Linked DNA regions of Homo sapiens: regions 1 and 3 are each linked to region 2. The links are chromatin contacts, found by Hi-C or POLR2A ChIA-PET in ENCODE. All regions are on one chromosome and are shown on one strand. The core of a region is the stretch at or near the end of the contact, and the rest is flanking DNA. Distances in the headings are between cores, read along the strand shown. Region 1 has its middle 65 kb from the start of NEK2-DT. Region 2 holds the start of SLC30A1 (solute carrier family 30 member 1). Region 3 overlaps LINC00467 (long intergenic non-protein coding RNA 467).

The links. Hi-C counts contacts between places; a loop is a spot of excess contacts on that map. ChIA-PET counts read pairs that join two places held with the same protein, here RNA polymerase II (POLR2A). Pooled maps may share reads with other maps.
Region 1: a loop to region 2 is called in a map of heart left ventricle, with 7 times the contacts of the local background. The contact joins the enhancer-like site here to the promoter of SLC30A1 in region 2. A Hi-C loop is called at or near these places in 3 of 168 maps with a recorded cell type or tissue (PC-3, PC-9 and heart left ventricle) and 4 of 50 pooled maps. POLR2A ChIA-PET finds 5 or more read pairs at or near these places in 1 of 52 experiments (endothelial cell of umbilical vein).
Region 3: a map with no recorded cell type shows a loop between it and region 2 (5-fold over the local background). The contact joins the enhancer-like site here to the promoter of SLC30A1 in region 2. A Hi-C loop is called at or near these places in 3 of 37 single-sample maps with no recorded cell type and 8 of 50 pooled maps. POLR2A ChIA-PET finds 5 or more read pairs at or near these places in 1 of 52 experiments (WTC11).

The regions. Positions count from the first base shown.
Region 1 is chr1:211,738,518-211,742,219 of GRCh38, forward strand. No RefSeq gene overlaps it. Among named protein-coding and RNA genes, the nearest start is that of NEK2-DT, 65 kb to the left of the region's middle. Within about 2 kb of position 1,699, at least 3 of the 41 ENCODE cell types and tissues checked have a DNase peak (open chromatin) inside an H3K27ac peak, as active enhancers do.
Region 2 is chr1:211,576,907-211,580,604 of GRCh38, forward strand. It overlaps SLC30A1 (solute carrier family 30 member 1), which reads right to left and starts at 2,255. Exons shown (of 2, transcript NM_021194.3): 1 at 1,085-2,255. The coding sequence starts at 1,706. RefSeq lists silencers at 885-1,234, 1,735-2,044, 2,285-2,844 and enhancers at 1,345-1,454, 1,427-1,928, 1,929-2,428.
Region 3 is chr1:211,413,733-211,417,467 of GRCh38, forward strand. The region is part of intron 4 of LINC00467 (long intergenic non-protein coding RNA 467); the gene reads left to right. It also overlaps the pseudogene SNX25P1. Among named protein-coding and RNA genes, the nearest start is that of LINC00467, 33 kb to the left of the region's middle. Within about 2 kb of position 2,437, at least 14 of the 41 ENCODE cell types and tissues checked have a DNase peak (open chromatin) inside an H3K27ac peak, as active enhancers do.

The DNA.
Region 1 (3,702 bases), core at 449-2,948, 160 kb after region 2:
CTTTTAAAGTGCCAGTCAAGGAAAGAAACAGAGGCTTCTAAAAGGCTGTGGCTTTTACGCCACCCCCACCTGGAGGAAATACGCCCACCAAGAACATCCTGAGCACTTCACCAATACCTGTCAGTTAGGAAAGCGACTGCCAGAGGGGATGGGCAGGGACGGTACCCAGAGTGGAGGTCCCCACCAGCTTTAGCTTATGTCTTCCAGTGGGCTGCAGGGTTGAGGGGAAAAGCTGGAGCCCATGCCAGGAGCAACCCAGGCAGAGGAAGCCTCACCATGAGGCCCCCCTGGGGTACACTGGCAGACAGACACACACACTGAGCCTTGAGATGTCTGAGGCTGAGGCTGTGGCAGGAGCCCCTGGAAGGAGACACATGTGTCCACTCCCACAGGCCCAGTGCTCCTCCTGCTAATGCAGCTTACAGCAAACCCTCAGATCTTTACTTTCACTTGCTTCTTGTCTGTGGTTTGCAGATTCCTAGTACCTATGCTCTGCCCACCCATGCCTGCCCCTCCTCTCCTCCCACTCTCCCCTAACAGTAAATACCTTTCAAATGAGAAACCCTCTGAGCACCCCTGCTTGCTGGCACCCTCTGTGCTAGAATCTCCTGCTGCAGTCAGACAGGTACCTGGGCGGGGGGTGAAGGGGAGCTGGAGCTGGGCTGGTGAGGTAACCCTGCTGTCCTTCCTCTCCAAGGCCTAATAAAGAGGAAGACAGAGTCTGAGGCAATGCTTCCTGTGACACCAGGTTTCTGCATCCCTCAGACATCGCTCCAATGACAATTTCAATTATTATTCCTGATCGGACATGGCACAGATTCTGAAGGCTGGCTTTCAGTAATCAGCTGTTCCATTTCTCTGCCTCCAAGAAGAAATGCTTTATTAATTCCACATTCATTAACTCATTCATTCCCTTGCTTTTTCTAGCCATCCTTTGGGAAAACAAGGACGGGTCTTCTTTATAATAAGCTAGCCCAGAACCACTCTGAATATCGTAATGCCTGAGCAGCCATCTCCATATCCATGAGTTGCTGTTTATGCCAAGCTTCCCACCAGATGATGGTTTGAAGTATTTCCAAATCTTCTCTAAGAGAACTGTTCCATAACCTCATCATGGCCCTGAAGCCTCTCTCTCTTGGAATTCCCAATTTCTGGTGTTACTCTGAAGTTCCGTGAATGGTGGGCTGGACAGCTTGTTGGATATTTGTCTGGGGAATCAAAGGCTCTTAGGGCCAGATGGGGCTTTGAAACATCACCTGCTTCTCATCTCCTCACCCCCACCCCCAGCAGGGCAGAGTTTCGAATACACACCTGCTAATCCAGCTTTGCCTCGTTTCTTTGTGCTCTACCATGATAACCTCAATAGCCATAAGCAATATCTTATTCTAATCTGCCCACTTCCTTCTGATACCCACTAAGAACTGAGCACCCAGAACTTACCACTGGAAGGTAAAGTGTCAATTCTCAAGATATAAACTTCTGAGACTTCTGCAACTAGAAAGGAGAAAGGTTTTCAAAATTACTTTCAATTTCCTGAAGCATTAGGACACTTTCAATGTAGTTTTATATTTAGAATCATATGAATTATACAGAGAACCGTGGGCTGGTGGACAGCTTCCAAATACTAGAAATTATATTTCCCTCCATTTTGATAATTAGTTCAAGGTCTTCACCACAAGTGACATCATGTCTCAGAAGCAAAAATAGGTCCCTATTAAGCCTATGTAATGTCTTGTCTAGTAGATCTGATTTCCTCTTTATGCCCCCGTCTCCTCACCTTCCTAATTGGCGCTCCAACCTCAAAGCTTTTTCTCACTGCTGTCTGGAGCCTTAGATATATTAAATATAGTCTGACTGTGTGGGGTTAGGGACTTGGCTATGCTGATTGCATGTGTCTAACTTAAAAACCAAGAGACCTAGGGCATGATAACAGCTCATTGCAGCCTCAATTCTCTCAGGCTCCAGTGATCCTCCTACTTCAGCTTCTCGAGTAGCTGGGACCACAGGTACACACCACCATGCCTGGCTAATTTTTTTTTTTTTTTAAGTAGACACGGGGTTTCACCATGTTGGCCAGGCTGATCTCCTGTCAGCCTGGTGTCAAACTCCTGGGCTCAAGTGATCCTCCTGCCTTGGCCTCCCAAAGTGCTGGGGTTATAGGCATGAGCCACTGCATTGGGTATGCATGGAACACATCACTTGCAGTTTAGGCACATCTCAATATGAGAATAACTTACATCCTCTGTTAAACCCAGTTGGGGTGAGATAAACACAGCCTCCTTACTGCACATTCAGTACAATGTGCCAGTGTCTTATGTGCTTCCTGTATATAATCTCACTTAATACTGAAAAGAAGTCTTGGCCAGGCATGGTGGCTCACGCCTGTAATCCTAGCACTTTGTGAGGCCAAGGTGGGCGGATCATGAGGTCAGGAGTTCAAGACCAGCCTGGCCAACATGGTGAAACCCCGTCTCTAATAAAAATACAAAAATTAGCCAGGTGTGGTGGTGCACACCTGAAGTCCCAGCTACTCAGGAGGCTGAGGCAGGAGAATCACTGAACCGGGACCCGGGAGGCAGAGGTTGCAGTGAGCCGAGATCACGCGGCTGCACTCTGGGCTGCAGAGTGAGACTCCGTCTCAGAAAAAAAAAAAAAAAGAAGTCTTTGAGCGTTTCCCATTTAACACATAAGGAGAGTGAGGTTGAGAGGATAAGAAACTTGCCAAAGGGCCAAGGTCGAATTGAAGTCCCCGGTTCTGCTGCTCCTGGGCTCCTACTTGGACAAGCCCTTAACACTTGATGGCGCCATGACAGAGGGATATTCGGGCACTAGTGGCCATCGTGGCCTAGAATTTATTACCTACTCTAGTTCCACACTAGAATTCAGAAAAGAAAGAAACTATTATGAGATTGAAATCTGTATCCCCTTTGGTCTAACATAAAAATGTTCTTTTTATCTTCTACTATATAGGGCAAAATTTTTAAAATGCACTTCACTTCCACATCCAAAAAAAAAAAATAATTAATTTCAGGGCTTTTTTCATGGTTAATTGTATCTCTGCAGCAGCTGAGAGGAACATTAATAAAAATTATCTTTTGGGGTTTTGGGATTATTAAAATTGAGGATAAGGATGTTATGGAAGCTTTAGCTTCTAGATCCATCGCCCTTTTAACAAATATACTTGTTCCTTTAGATTTCACTCTTATTTACGAAATACATAAATCTGAACCAAAGCAATATGCTGTTTTGGGGAAAATATATGAATGCAAATAAAAGAAAGCTGATTCTAGTCCCCACAATTCTACTAAGTAGCCATTTGATGCTACCAGCAATGCACCAAAATTGTATCAGAGTGAAATCTGCCATCCCAAAACAAGGTGACTACTTGCTCTGAAATTCTAAGAGCCAATCAGTCATGCATCAATCGGTGCCAAAAATAATATAATGTCCAAACAAAACCTCCATTCTTTTAGCTAGGTGTCCATTTGATTAATGTGACTTATACGAATGAGGGATGGATCAACAAATCTAATCCTCTTAAGGTATTTGGGAACTCGAAATATTTCTAACTAATGGAAATTATGGGCAAGCCTGCCAAAGGGCAAGAACTCTTTTAGACCCATCTAGTGTTCTTTATTCAAATAGCTTAGGAATTTTTTTTTTTTAACTGTGGTAGCTGATCTTCAAAGACAGCTCCCAATG
Region 2 (3,698 bases), core at 1,005-3,504:
TGATCTTTTCAAAAAGTATTGATCAAAAGTATTCAAAAAGATAAAAAGTATTGATCTTTTGAAATTACACACCAGAGAAACTTAATTTTCTTTGGAATAACACCTTGCCGAGTGGAGTGAGAGGAAAACCAATTACTTATTAAACCTTTCCAATGTACAACTTGAATTTCACTAACTTCATATTCTGCACTCGAAAAGGAAAATTATGTAGCATAATTTATAATGATACAAGGTAAATAAACGTAAGTGAAGGAAATAAGACCAAATTGTTAAGCACCATTGAGCTTGGGTAGTAGGACACTGGTTGAGTCATTTCCATCTCCTTTCTTTCAACATTTATTTTCAAATTTCCTTCAAGAGCACTTAATGTTAAATATAAAAAGCATCCACTAAAAATATAAGATGAATAAATTACCATCACTTTTAGTTCAGTACGATTATGAAAAGTCCTGGGAAAATGTTAAACATGCCCAGACAGGTCCTAAATCTATGATTTCCAGGATTAGGGATCAATTAGCTGAAGCATACACTGCTGTTCATAAAAGAAACCTTTAACCAGGGTTTACACGCTCTGAATGCATATTATGAAACGGAGTTCAATGGGCATAAGAACTACTTTGGCAGAGCAAGGTTTCCAGCACCCAACTACTGGGGACGAATTGGGGATTCTCTCCGTTTCCCAAGAGGGCCAAGGAATTGAATTGGGAAGCATTTCTGACGCTGTTATAACCATAACCAGACAAGTCTCCAGCAAAGTTGCTGCAGCCTGTAAAGACAGCCAAGTGCGGGTGTGGACTGCAGCGGGATGATGATCACCTCCTGACCCTTTTTCTTAGGGTCTGACCCACAGCCCCCACCTACAAATATGCCAGACGCGTCGCCGGCTCCTTGCACCCGACTGAGGGGGTTCTGATTTCCTGGAGCAGCAGCGGGGCGTGTGCAGGACGGGGAGGGAGCAGGCAGGGGCGGCGCGGCGCAGGCCCGCTCGGGCAGCAGGGGGCGTGCGGGCCACCCCGCCGAAGGCCAGGCGAGGCTCTGGGCACCCCAAACCCAACCACCTGCGGCAGCGACTTTCCCGGCTCACCTGCGGGGTCCAATTTCAGCCCGTTGGAGTTGCTGGTATTGGCCACCAGGGTGTTGGTCTCCTCCTGGTCGGGACCCTGCTCGCCCGGGGCCACGTTGATGTCGCTGCTCCCGGGGCGGGTGCTCTTAACGCGAGGCCCCTTGGGGAGGCCGTGGCCGTGGCCGTGACCCCCGTGCGAGTGGCCGTGGCCGGAGTCCTGGCTGAAGCCGCTGTGATGGTGGAAGAGGCAGAGCCCCAGCACGTTGACCAGCAGCCCGGCCACGCCGACCCCAAGGACCACCAGCGGCTGCTGCATCTCGTGCGGCTCGATGAAGCGCTCGATGGCCTCCAGCAGGATGGCGAAACAGAGGCCAGTCAGGAAGATGGCGTTCACCAGAGCCCCCATTACCTCGGCTCGGATCCAGCCGAACGTGTTCTTCTGGGTGGCGTGGGTCCGCCGGGCGAAGCGCTCGGCCACCAGCGCCACCACCAGCGCCAGCACGTCCGACAGCATGTGGAAGGAGTCGGAGAGCATCGCCAGCGACGAGGTCACCCGGCTCACCACCACCTCCAGCACCATGAACATGAAGGTCAGCGCCAGCATGCACAGCAGCCGGCCCCGGTTCCGACCCCAACACCCCATGGCTGCGGCTGCGGGGCCCGCCGAGCCCGGCCCGGAGACTGGTGCAGCGGCGGCGTTGGCGGGACGCGGAGGGTCGGCGACCGCGACACGGAGGAGCGCCCGAGTCGGGCCGTTCGGGAAACCGCTGAGGGGCCCCCGCGGCCGCACGGGGACAAGCCCGGGTCAAGCCGCCGAGCCCCGCGCCTGTGGGCGTTCTCCGCCAGCCGGCGGCGCCGCGCCGCGCAGCTCCTCAGGCGTCCGTCCTCAGAGCCGGCGCCGAGGCCCGGCTCAGCCTCAGCAGCCCCCACACCCAGGCGGCGGCGGTGGCGGGGAGCTGGGCTCCCGGAGCCGGGGTACCAAGAGCCGCAGCCGGAGCAGGAGCAGGAGGGCGGCGGGCGAGGGCGGCAGGAGAGGGCGACGGGCAGCTTCGCGCCGAGAAAGCTCCGAGCATCTGAGGGCTCTGCTTGCTGGTCTCCTCTGCGGCGGCTGGACTGAGGAGCGGATGGCTGAGGAGCTAGAGAGGCGGCGGCCACGGCAGCTGCACTCGGCCCGGTCTCGGGCGCCTTCTTCGCCCCCCCGCCTTTGCAGACGGTTTACAAAAAAACTTTGCTTTGCACTCGGAACCCCCGTTTTCACACGGACCCGAGCGTGACAAGGCCTTGCCGCCCCGCCCACCAGGCCCGGCACGCTTCCCCATTGGTCAGGACCCCCTCACGACAGCCTCGGCGTCCCGCCCAGCCACGCTCACTATTGGATGGAGCCTCGGAGGGGCGGGAAGGGGGCGGGGTCGCGGCTCCAACAGATAGGGGCGGGGCCTTTTCCTCCCGGAGCCGGGCGTGGGCCGGGGGGCCGTGGCCGGGTGCAGCGGCGGGCGAATTGGGGGCGCGGGCCGCGTGCAGCGGGAGGGGGAGGGGCTGGCCGGGTCCCCTCGGGTGTGGCGGAGTCCTGGCCTGCGGACCATCGCAACTCCCAGCACACCTGCGGGGGCCGGGCTGCAAAGTCTGCAAACAGACTTTGATCCTCCGAGCCCAGTCCACGTGGGGGCGGGCCGCGCGGCGGCTGTGTGACAGCTCGGCGGCGGGGGAGGGGCCGGAGGGGAGCCCCTGAGCGCGGGGCCCTCGAGTACTCGGTCCTGTCGGAGGAGGCCGACAGACGCATAAACAAGTGCGACTGTAACTTGGGACTCTGCTGGACGCCGAGCTGAGGAGTTAGTCCTCCCGAAGGTCTGCTAGGGGCGTGGACCGAATCTTTGTACATGTTTTGGGAAAGCCAGTTTCTCCTATCACCATCAACCCCTGGAGACCTTGTGTGAACTCAGGTGTCTGTCACTGATTATCTAAGGACAGTTCAGGGTACAGACTTCAGGCAGGAGAAACCTGGGCTCTGCTCCTTGCCTTGTCAATAGCCAGCTGTGTGGCTTTGAGCAAGTCACCTAATCTCTCTAGACCTGTTTCCCCATCTATAAAGGACTGGACAAATGCAACTCTGAAGATCCCCGTCTGACTCCAAAATTCTAAGGCTCTATGATTTAACATTTATTTATAGACTACACACGGTGGAATCTTGTGCTGGTTGCTATGGGGAGGTGGAGGGGCAGTAAGAATACAAAGGAACGAGTTTCTGTCCAGGTGGAGGTAAAATATAAACACGACATTTTAAAATTACGATGGAATACTCTTGATAAATTGTGCTATTTTAGACTGAATACATAAGCACTGTGTTGTGGGTGGAGATGAGTTGATCTGGAAAGGAACAGCTTGCCCATCTAAGGTGGGGTGGTGGCTGGAATCAGAGTGGCTTAAGCTGGACCTGAAAGGCCTCACCACAGCCCCTGCGCAGCAGAAGGACCTCCCCACCCACTGCCCTAGATTACTACTGGACAAATGCAGTGCCAGCTATTGCCTGGAGATGTGTATACAAGGCTTGTTTGGAGCTGTTATTTTGCATTGTTTTGGTATTCTTGTAATTCCTATGAAATTTTTTTCACTTGTATGTAGTGTGTTTCTAGTCTCC
Region 3 (3,735 bases), core at 1,187-3,686, 160 kb before region 2:
GTATTAGTGTGAATTTCCTGATTTTGACCTCAGATTGTGGTTACATAGGAGAATGTCCTTGTTTGTTGGATGACAACTTACTGGAAATACTGTATTTGCAACTTTTCTGTAAGTTTTAGATTGGGGAAATACTAAAAGCATTCCTGTTACAGTCAAAAACAAGAAAAGGACATCTGCTATCTCTTGTTTTGAAGATACCAGCAAATTCAATTAAACAAAAATGCCCAGCCACATCAATTAGGCAAGAGAAAGAAATAAAGGACATCCATATTGGAAAGGAAGAAGTCAAGTTATCCTTGTTTGCAAACAACATGATCTTAAATTTAGAAAAGCCCAAAGACTCCACCAAAAACTCTTAGAACCGACAAATGAATTTAGTAAAATCATAGGACACAAAATCAGCATGCAAAAATCAGGAGTGTTTCTATATGCTAACAGCAATCAGCCTGAAAAAGAAATAAATCAATCTCATTTACAATAGCTACAAAAAATAAAATACCTAGGAATAAATGTAACTAAAGAACAAAGAAGTAAAATATCTCTACAAAGAAAACTATAAGACACCAATGAAAGAAATTAAAGGTGACAAAAAAAAATGAAAGATATCCCATGCTCTGGAATGGAAGAATTAATATTGTTTGAATGTCTGTACTACCCAGAGTGAGTTATAGACTCAATGTAATCCCTATCACAGTACCGGTGATATTTTTCACAGAAATAGAAAAAAAAAAATCCTGAAATTCATATGAATAGCTAAATGATCCTGAGCAAAAAGAAAAAAGAAGGAGGCATCACACTACCTGATTTCAAATTATACTATAAAGCTATAGTAACCAAAACAGTATGGTACTGTAAAAACACACACACAGACCAATGGAACGGAATAGAGAACTCAAGAAGAAATCCATGTACTTCTAGCCAACTCATTTTCAACAACGGTAACAAGAACATCCAATGGGAAAAAGGTAGTCTCTTTAATAAATGATACTGGGGCTGGGCATAGTGGCTCATACCTGTAATTTCAGCACTTTGGGAAGCCAAGGCAAGAGGATTGTTTGAGGCCTGGAGTTCAAGACCAGCCTGGGAAACATAGTGAGACCCCCATCTCTACAAAAAATTAAATATTAGCTGGGCATGGTGGTGTGTGCTTCTGGTCCCAGATACTTGGGAGGCTGAGGTGGAAGGATCACTTGAGCTTAGGAGTTTGAGGCTACAGTGAGCGGTGCGTGTCCCTCTGTACTTCAGCCTGGGCAACAGAGTGGGACCATTCTTAAAAAATAAAAATAAGTAAATAAATCGTGCTGGGAGAACTGGATATCCATGTGCAGAAGAATGAAACTAGATCCCCATCTTTTACCATATAAAAAAATCACCTTAGCTGGGCACGGTGGCTCATACCTGTAATCCCAGCACTTTGAGAGGCTGAGGTGGGCAGATCACAAGGTCAGGAGTTCAAGACCAGCCTGGCCAACATGGGGAAATCCTGTCTCTACTAAAAATACAAAAATCAGCCTGGCGTGGTGGCGGGTGCCTGTAATCCCAGCTGTGCAGGAGGCTGAGGTTGCAGTGAGCCAAGATCGTGCCATTGCACTCCAGCCTGGGTGACAAGAGCAAGACTCCATCTCAAAACAAACAAACAAAAATAGCCACAATATATAAGGAACTCAATAGCAAAAACCAAATAATCCAATTTTTAAAATGAGTGAAAGACCTGAATAAATATTTCTCAAAAGAAGGTACACAGATGGTCAACAGATATTTGAAGAAAAATGCCCAACATCACTAATCATCAAGGAAATGCAAATCAAAACCACAATGAAATACTATCTCACCCCAATTAGGATGGCTATTGCCAAAAGACAAAAAATAACATATGCTGGTAGAATGCAGAGAAAGGGGAACTCACCTACACTGTGGGAATGTAAAGTAGTACCTCCATGATGAAAAACAGTATGGAGGTTCCTCAAAAAATTAAAAATAAAACTACCATATGATCCAGCAATTTCACTGTTGGGTATATATTTAAAAGAAAGAAAATTGTAACATCAAAGAGATATCTGCAATCGGTGTTCCTATGTTTATTGCCTCACTATTCACAAATAGCCAAGGTATGGCATCATCTTAAGTGTCAATCAACGGATGAGTGGATAAAGAAAATGTGGTTATGTACATAGTGGAATATTATTTAGCTATAAAAAAGAATGAAGTCATGTTATTTGCAGCAATGTGATTTGGAACTGGAGGTCATTATATTAAGTGAAATAAGCCAGGCACAGAAAGACAAATATCACATTGTTCTCTCACATGTGGGAGCTAATAAATTGGATCTCATGGAGGTAGAGAGTAGAATCATGGCTATGAGAGGCAGGGAGGGGAAGAGTAGAGGGCAGGATGAAGAGAAGCTGGTTAAGGAGTACAAAAATACAGTTAAAAGGAATAAGTTCTGGTGTTAGTAGTACAGTAGAGAAATTACAGTTAACAATAATGTAGTTCATATCTTAAAACAGCTAGAAGAGTAGAATTGTAATATTCCCAACACAAAGAAAAGATAAATTCTTAGGCTGGCCAGGCTTCAGTCACAACACGGTGGGGCTCCCTGGCTGCGCCCGGCCCGGCAGCTACGGGCCCAGCGCCTGTTGGCGGCGCTGAGGGGTCGCCGAGAGGGGCCCGGCGGCGTCTGCGGGGGCCGCTCCCTCCGTGGGCCGCGGGCGAGGCAGGAGCGCGGGCTCCCCCTGCCTCCGGAGCGCCGGCGGGGGACGGCGGGGCAGGAGATGTGCCTGTCCTTAGCGGCCCAGGAAGCAGCATGCACCCCGATGCGACCGACAGTGGCGGCGCCGGCCTCAGCCCCGCGCGGGCCGCAGGCGCCGGCGGCCGTCCTGTCTCGGGCTTCAGGGGCGAGCGGCGGCCAGAGTCCCCGGGGGACGCCGAGGCAGCAGCGGCGGCGCCGGGGGCCCCGGGCGGCCGGAGCTGGTGGAAGCCCGTGGCGGTGGCCGCACTTGCCACCGTGGCCCTCTCCTTCCTGGGGCCCGGCAGCGGGGAGGCGGCGGGGGCCGCGGGGCTGAGCTCCGTCCTGCTCAGGCTCAGCCTGTACCTGAGCTGCGCTGCGGCCACCTTCCTGCTGGGGACCCTGTTCGCCCTCGTCTGCCGGAGCCCGCGCGCCCCGCCGCCCGACTTTGCCGCCGCCTGGAGCCGGCTGGCCGCGACCTCAGCCGCCCGCCGCCCTCCTGGGAGTCCTGTGTATGGAAACTCACATGAGTCAGCTCAGTTTAGAAGGGTAGTAATTTCTCATAATATGGATAAAGTTCTGAAAGAAGTGTTCGACTACAGTTACAGAGATTGCATTCTGTCCTGGTATGGAAACCTCAGCAGAGATGAGGGACAACTTTACCATGTGCTCTTGGAAGACTTTTGGGAAATTGCCAGACAGCTGCACCACAGACTGAGTCACGTGGATGTGGTTAAAGTTGTCTGCAATGATGTTGTGAGGACTTTACTCACTCATTTCTGTGACCTGAAAGGTGCTAATGCCAGACATGAACAGCCAAGACCTTTTGTGTTGCACGTATGCTTGAGGAACTCAGATGATGAAGTAAGATTTCTACAAACGTGTTCTCGGGTTCTGGTGTTTTGTCTCCTCCCCTCAAAGGATGTGCAGTCTCTCAGTTTACCTATAATGCTTGCAGAAATTCTCACAACAAAAGTCCTGAAGCCGGTAGTGGAGTTACTGAGTAATCC